Linked DNA regions of Mus musculus: all the other regions are linked to region 1. Evidence: chromatin loops called from intact Hi-C (ENCODE). Cell type or tissue: left cerebral cortex. All regions are shown on one strand.

Evidence for each region. Hi-C counts contacts between places; a loop is a spot of excess contacts. Peaks named below come from ENCODE experiments on the same cell type or tissue, not always from the same donor. Only the 100,000 strongest peaks of a DNase experiment are listed, where the experiment ranks them.
Region 2: it touches region 1 in a loop (4-fold over the local background); 2 of 42 quality-filtered maps call a loop at or near these places.
Region 3: it touches region 1 in a loop (2.7-fold over the local background); 2 of 42 quality-filtered maps call a loop at or near these places.

The regions. Positions count from the first base shown.
Region 1 is chr17:34,892,860-34,895,359 of GRCm38, reverse strand. It overlaps Zbtb12 (zinc finger and BTB domain containing 12), which reads right to left and starts at 801. Exons shown (of 2, transcript NM_198886.3): 1 at 591-801; 2 at 1-139. The coding sequence starts at 119. In left cerebral cortex, a CTCF peak has its summit at 965; DNase peaks (open chromatin) are centred at 449 and 1,046; H3K4me3 peaks cover 1,626 bases; H3K27ac peaks cover 1,619 bases.
Region 2 is chr17:34,113,961-34,116,460 of GRCm38, reverse strand. Brd2 (bromodomain containing 2) reads left to right here. Exons shown (of 13, transcript NM_001204973.1): 4 at 126-263; 5 at 655-793; 6 at 885-1,099; 7 at 1,197-1,571; 8 at 1,983-2,111; 9 at 2,284-2,500. Among named protein-coding and RNA genes, the nearest start is that of Brd2, 7.4 kb to the left of the region's middle. In left cerebral cortex, no CTCF peak of the experiment used is centred here; a DNase peak (open chromatin) is centred at 1,274; H3K4me3 peaks cover 60 bases.
Region 3 is chr17:34,119,629-34,122,128 of GRCm38, reverse strand. Brd2 (bromodomain containing 2) reads left to right here. Exons shown (of 13, transcript NM_001204973.1): 2 at 2,229-2,500. It also overlaps a transcript of H2-DMa not described here. Among named protein-coding and RNA genes, the nearest start is that of Brd2, 1.7 kb to the left of the region's middle. In left cerebral cortex, a CTCF peak has its summit at 1,085 (motif pointing right); DNase peaks (open chromatin) are centred at 44, 533, 776 and 1,642; H3K4me3 peaks cover 2,500 bases; H3K27ac peaks cover 2,500 bases.

The sequences.
Region 1 (2,500 bases):
TCGGCCACGATGGTCACATCACAGAACCGCTCCTCTGCACGGAGCTGGTTCATGTTCCGCAACGTTGCGGCCTCGTGGCCAGGCAGCTGGAAGCGCAGGACTTCCACCCCAGAGGCCATTGTGGCGGGAGTGGACTGCCCTGGGTGGGAAGGAAACGAGTCAGAGACAAAGGTCTCTGGCTGTCGGAGGCCAAGGCTCCAGACCCCTCATCCCTACCTCCCTAGTCTTGGCGCGCCTCCCTCAGTTTCCCCAATTCCAAGGAGGCGCGGTCCCTCCGAGGAGGGAGGCGTGGTTCCCGGGGGCGGGGCAGCGGCGTCCACACCCCCCAGTCCCGCAGCCCGCGCGCCCACGGGAGAATGGATAAAGGGGTGGATGGGGGGAAAAAACCAGAGGATTGCAACTCTGGGGTGGCCCCCGGTTGCAGGTACTCCTCACCCGCCTCGCTCTAGCCTGGGCCGCGCTGCTGTGAGTCCCCCTTTTCACGTCCTCCCACCGCCCGGACAGGTCGTGCACGCCCCCCTCCCACGCGCAGATCTCCGTGGCACGCCCCCCCACCCAGACTCACGACCCTGGGTGCACGCGCCTCTCACCTGGCCCGGTTCCGCGTGCTGATTTTTCCCCCCTGGTCCCCCACCCCCCCGGGGCCAGCGACGCCCCCCACACACGGGCAGGGCCGGGGCAGCGCGCAGGCGCGGGGGTGCACGGGGTGCGCGCGCGGGCCGGCTCCGCGTGGGCGGGAGGGGGAGGGGCGGGGGCAGCTCGTGCCGAGTGTTCCAAGGCCCCGCGCAGCGCAGCGTCCTCGCGGACTCGGGGCGGAGGAAGAGGGGAGGGAATTAAAGGAGCAGGATTCCCCCTCCCCGACCCCCCTTTTCTCCCCCGGCACCCCCACGCGGTTAAAGGGCTGGACAGTCGGGCCTCCCCTTTGGCCAGGATTATTTGTCCGCCAGAGCGGAAATACGCTCCACACCGCCCCCTATTTCACGCTCCCCCTCCTCTCTGCCTCTGGGGCCCGCGGCCCGTCTGCGCGTGCGTGCCAAGGCCCGCGCACTCGGCCCCGCCCCCGGCTCCTAGAGCCCCCCTCCCGCGCCCCAGCGCGTCCCCGCTAGCCCCGCCTGCCCCGCGCCCCCCAGCGCGCGCGCTCCCCGGGAACTGCGCAATCTGCGCGGCCACCTGCTCTCCAGCAAGGCGTCACTCCCGCCCAGCTGTGCGAGTCAGGCCACCTCCCAGAGCCTTGGACCTGCCGGTGGCCTACCAATCTTAGGATCACTGCTGCCCTCGGGTGCATCCTCCGCTGAATGTGTGCACAGTTCCTCAGGCCACATTTCCAGACTTTTCCAAGTCTTCTGAAGCTGGTGCCCACTGTAGTCCTGATCTAAAAGAGAATTTCACTTTCCACAAAGCCTGATGAGCCAGCGCTTGCCCTCAGCTTGTCCGGCTTAGAGCACACGGTTACGTCAATCACACTCATTCTCCCTTCTATTTTATCCACTCTGACTTCTTGCCAAGGTCAAGAACCCCACTCATACTGTGAAAGATTAGTGCGTTTCACCTTCACTGTGTAATTAACCCTGGGACTAATCTTGCAAATTGTGCAATTATTTATATTGGTACTAATGTGCCATCTATAATTTTCTCTGCACCCACTCTGTCCTGTCCCAGAAGAGGAGATGCTCCCTGACCCTAGATACCCACTCTACTCCGGACTGGCTTTCTTTGCCACTCCAAAACTACCTTCAACACAACTTCAATGTGAGTACCTGTCTTGAAGGCTAGCCCACCAGCGCTTCTGTGCACCCCAAATACCCACACTGGCTTTAAAGAATAAAGTCCTCAGGGGGTGGCCGCTGTTGCCTGCAGGTTATATTTTTTTTATTACACCCTCCAGGAAGCTTCTCAATCCTGAGGATGCTCAACTGCTTGCAACCCGATGCCCCCCCCCCCCCCAAGACATCTTGAATACAGGAATTAAGTTATGTATGGGCTGTGTTTTGCAAATAAAAGTCAGACAATAAATGGCTGGGTGTTGACATCATTGGCTTTCAGCTGGACCTGCATCCGCCCATACAAAGTTCATTCCTGATTGAACCGAATTCTCACACCCAAGAGATGCTGTTCCCGGAGAAGGCGCAGACAGCCGCGAGGCAGTACCTTGGCTGTGGTCTTTCATGTTCCTTTTAGAATTCTCTGACTTGTACCCTCACCCAGCTCACTTTGTGGTCAGGTCGTGGATTTTAGGGGGAGTGTAGGCCATTGTGTCTGGTACACCTTGTTTAAAGCCACATTCACTGCCTACTGCACTAGAGTGAAGCCTTGGGCAAATCAGTTCTCTGAATCAAGATGTCTTTATCTTTGAACTCAAGGTTCTGAATGCTTACCAGGCTGATAGAGGGTTCTAGGGAGCCTCTTATACACTGAACAAACAAACACACACTGGATCTGTGGTAACACTGGTTTTTAATTTATTTATTCATTTATTTTTAGTGTCTTTGCTTTTATGAGA
Region 2 (2,500 bases), 780 kb after region 1:
CCTTAATAGCTAGGGTGTGCGTGTGGGTGTGTGTGTTTTGTCTGTTGGTAGTTGCCCTACCATAGACATTTTCCTGTGGCTCTCAACTGGATTTTTTTTTTTTTTTTTTTTTTTTTTTTTTTTAGGATTATCACAAAATTATAAAACAGCCTATGGACATGGGTACTATCAAGAGGAGACTTGAAAACAATTACTACTGGGCTGCCTCAGAATGTATGCAGGATTTTAATACTATGTTTACCAACTGTTACATTTATAACAAGGTAAGCTTATATAGTAGCTGCTGAAAGGCAGTACTGGTCATTAGTCCCAACAGGGCTGGAAAGTGCTATCCAACTAGTTAAGGTCTAAGGAGGCCTGACCTCCAAATTGTGTTGTTAGCTGTGGCTTCAGTGTTCCTATAATTAAGTTATTTAAGTAGAACACATTTTCATATTTGGGGATGGTGGCCCTGTTTCTCAGAAAGCTCCAGAGACCTGAGAAAAGCGGGATCTGTAACTCAGAAGCTCTGCTCTCGTATTTTCAGGTTGTAGGGGTTAGTGTGGTGTGATGACCTTAAGTACTAGTGAGGGTATGGTGTCCTGGAGCTGGGAATTCTTGTGGGGATGTGGTGCTTGTGCTAACAATTGAAGATTTCTGTGCTTGTTCCTGCAGCCCACCGATGATATTGTCCTAATGGCACAGACACTGGAAAAGATCTTCCTACAGAAAGTAGCATCCATGCCACAAGAGGAGCAAGAGCTTGTGGTGACCATCCCTAAAAACAGCCATAAGAAGGGGGCCAAGTTAGCAGGTAGGAAGTGGTGACCTAAAGACAAAGCTATTCAGGTGACCTGAAGATACAAATGAGCAACACTTACCTGTCTTTTGTTACTGTTTTGTAGCACTCCAGGGCAGTATTACCAGTGCCCATCAGGTGCCTGCTGTCTCTTCTGTGTCGCATACAGCCCTGTATACACCACCACCTGAAATACCTACCACTGTCCTCAACATTCCCCACCCATCAGTCATCTCTTCTCCTCTTCTTAAGTCCCTGCATTCTGCTGGACCCCCACTCCTTGCTGTATCAGCAGCGCCTCCAGCTCAGCCCCTTGCCAAGGTATACATCAGTAGGTTGATTGTTCAGGATGACTAGGAAGAAAGGGGTTAAAAGAAATGGACCAGAATGACTGATTCCCTCCATCTTTCTACTACAGAAAAAAGGCGTTAAACGGAAAGCGGATACTACCACCCCTACACCCACAGCCATCCTGGCTCCTGGTTCCCCAGCTAGTCCTCCTGGGAGTCTTGAGCCAAAGGCAGCAAGGCTCCCTCCTATGCGCAGAGAGAGTGGCCGCCCAATCAAACCCCCACGAAAAGACTTGCCTGACTCGCAACAGCAACACCAGAGCTCTAAGAAAGGGAAGCTGTCAGAGCAGTTAAAGCACTGCAACGGCATCCTGAAGGAACTGCTCTCAAAGAAGCACGCTGCCTACGCCTGGCCCTTCTATAAGCCAGTGGACGCTTCTGCTCTTGGCCTTCATGATTACCATGACATCATTAAACACCCCATGGACCTCAGCACTGTCAAGGTACCCACTGCATGGGGCAGATGGGCTGCTCAGGCAGGGGCTGGAGCCTGGGGACCAATAAAGCAATACCCATGTCTCCTCATGGGAACATGGCAGTTTTTCATTCTGTGTATCTTACAAAGTTGTACAAAGTCACATACTTTGAAGTCCTTGTTTTTTACAGTTAAGGATAAGTGTGGGGTTAGGGAAATGTAATGGGAGAGAGATGGCCTTGGTCACTTAGAAATGTTTTCTTCTAGACATAGATATTTCTTCAAACCTACCCCAAATCTTTGGACTTCAAACTTGAACCCCAGGGCACAGATCCCTAAGGTCATCCCCACTTGTTTCAAGAGAGGGCTGCTTGAGTCGGGTTGGCAGGGAAAGATGAGACTCTGCCTGTGCAGCTTCTCATGCTGCCTCCTTCTGCAGCGGAAGATGGAGAACCGTGACTACCGGGATGCACAGGAGTTTGCTGCTGATGTACGGCTTATGTTCTCCAACTGCTATAAGTACAATCCTCCAGACCACGATGTTGTGGCTATGGCACGAAAGTTGCAGGTGAGCTTAAGAGCTGCAGTTGAATTTACTCCACAGTAACTGCCTATGGGGAGAGTTTAATTTTTGCTGTGCTTTAAACTTGTAAGACTTTGCCAATCTTTTATCAAGTTGGAGCTGGTATGCTGGGTGGCTGGGCATTAAACACAGTTTTGAGTCTCCCTGTCTTTTTTAGGATGTGTTTGAGTTTCGCTATGCCAAGATGCCAGATGAGCCACTGGAACCAGGACCTCTACCAGTCTCTACTGCCTTGCCTCCTGGGTTGACCAAATCCTCTTCAGAGTCCTCCAGTGAGGAAAGTAGCAGTGAGAGTTCCTCTGAGGAAGAGGAGGAGGAGGAAGAAGATGAGGACGAGGAGGAGAGTGAAAGCTCAGACTCTGAGGAGGAAAGGG
Region 3 (2,500 bases), 770 kb after region 1:
GGTCATTTAAATGCATAAGTAAAGGTGGGGAGTGGGAAGAATTCTTGGGGTTCAGGAGAAAAATCCCAAGGGGGAAAGACTTGTCTTTCAAACACCTGACAGCCAATGGGAGTGTGGACTGGGGCCAGCGCAAGAGGGCCACTGTGTGGGGGAGGGGAATGGCCAACCTCGTGCCTACATACCCATCGGAGGGCAAAGGGGCGAGGGTGGCTTGTGCCCCATGCACCCGTCACCGGGGGGGGGGGGGGGGACAGGAATCGGGAGCCAGGTGAGATGGGATGTTTTGGGCGGGCGAGGGGAGGGCGACCCCGTAGGCTGAGTGTGAGTGTTGGTCGTGGGATGCGAGAGCTTAGGAGTTGGCAGCTCTGGAGGTGAACTGGTGTGGTTCCCTGGCGCCGACTCCCTGCCTCCCCAGGGACTCCCTAAGCTCCCTTTGTGTCAAGGGTAGCAGGCTCGCCATCGTCACATGGCGTGATGGAGGCTCGGTCGAGTTTGTGTGCTTTTCACGAGGACGCGGCCTGTGGGGCCTGCTGTTCCCAGCTGCGCATCCCCTCCGGGCTCTTAGCTGTTTGTCTCTGCCCCAGGGTGGGGAGGGCTCACCGGCCCAGAGCCTGGGGGCCGCCTGCGAGCGCAGTCCTGGCCTGAGGTGGGTGCTGGGAGGGGAGAGCCAGCGTGGTCCGAGCCTCCCAGTCTCCGAGGTCTAGGGTTTCTCCGGGTGGCATGCTCTACTGCCGCCCTCCTCCCCTCCCCCTGCCTGGAACAGTTGCCTCCTTGTGTGCTGCGGGGGAGGGAACGGAAAGGAGGAAAGAGTTACTTTTCCAAATTACTAAGTAGCAGCAGCCTCCCCTGTGACTCATGTGGGGGCAGGGAGGGCTGGGAATGACTGGGGCGCAGTGATTTTCCGGAATGCAGGGAAACGGGAGCGTCGTCTGGCTACCCTTTCTCTCTAAGGCCCAGCAGTTTCCCCGCTCCCCGAGTTCTCTCCCCACCCCCACCCCACCCCCGTCGGGCTTCGGCCCGGACCCGCCAGGCCCAGGTGCGGAAAATCCAGTTTGGAGGCCGGGCCGCCAGGGGGAGGGGAGAGGCCTCTAAAGTTGCTGTGTCATTGCCCTGCTCGCCGCAGCCACCCGGGCGGGGCCGCGCGCACTCGGGCGACCCGGGCCTGGTTCCCGGCGGGGAGTGCAGGGTCTCTGCTTCCAAGGCGCACTTACCCCTTGCGGGGTCTGCGCTTATCTTGCGGTCCAGAAGACGGGAGCTTGGCCGCCATGTTAAGTGCAGTGACCGAGGTTCGAGGTCGAGGGCTCATGTGGAGGGAGGGTCGCCTGGTTGCAGTTCTAGGACCTAGGCCAGTTGGGGCTATAATTGGGGAATGGTGAGCCCGCCTTACAGCCCCTCACCAACGTTAATTTACTTGCCCAGACGTGCACACCTGTCTTCCCAGCCAGGGAAAGGGGAGTTTGGGAGCGAGAGGTGTGTTCTGGGGGGATAGACGCTTTTACTTTCGCGCGAGGGGCTACCCCAGAGTTGCTTTTGCCATCTGACCTTGAGAACTGGCTGGTGGTTCCTACTTAAGTCTTGTTTCGAGTCCCAAGACAGCGTAGGGGAGGGGGAGGGGGCGAGACAGCTCCCAAAATGGCTCCTGCCCCTCCTCGGAGGCGTCCGGCTGCGGGGGGGAGGGGAGGGAGGAGGGCTGCAGAGCAGCGCCGCCGCCGCCTCCTCGGCTCGCCCTCCTCCCTGGCGCTGACCGATGGAAGAGGCGCTCCGTGGGGAGGACTCCCAGCCCGATGGGGGCGGGGGGCGTCAGCTCGCCCACGCTGGGGCGAGATGGGGCCAAGGAGCCGTGCGCTGCGCCCGCTCTCCTCACCCTGACGCCGGGAAAGTTTGCCGAGATCGGCTTTTAGGGCATGTGGACGCCTTGTGCGTTCCTAAGGCGGGTAAGTGCGCGAGAATCTGCAAATGCGGGCGGGCGGGCAGGGTATGAGCCCCCGGGGCTGGCTAGACAGTAAACACTCGGGGTGGCCTCGCATCTTTAGAGCTGAGGATTTTAGGGCAGAGCGTGGCCTTTGCTATCTGATTACTTTGGTTCGGGGAAGACGAGGTTAGTCTTGGAACGCTCCGGTCATGTGTTGGATCAGGGGACGTTAGATCGCGTCGCGGGGTTACTGTGGAGCGCTCAGCCGAGAAGCAGGCCGCGACTTCTAAGATGGCGTCTGTCTTCCTTGTTTCAGATTCTCCACTGCGGCGGCCTCGCAGCCAAGAACCTTTCGCCCGCCCCGCCCGCGCGACCCGTCCCACTCTGCGCCCCGCCCGCGCCGCCAATGGAAAAGCTGCAAATGGCGCGACCAGCCTGCCGCGGGCGACCGGCAGAAATTCGGTGTGTGCAAGCCCGGGAAGGCTCCGTCAGACCTGGAGGTGGGGACAGCGTGTTGCAGGCCCCGGGGAGATGGCGCCTACACGCCGTTCGGCCTCCATCTCTCCCAGGGTTCGCCAAGCCACGGCG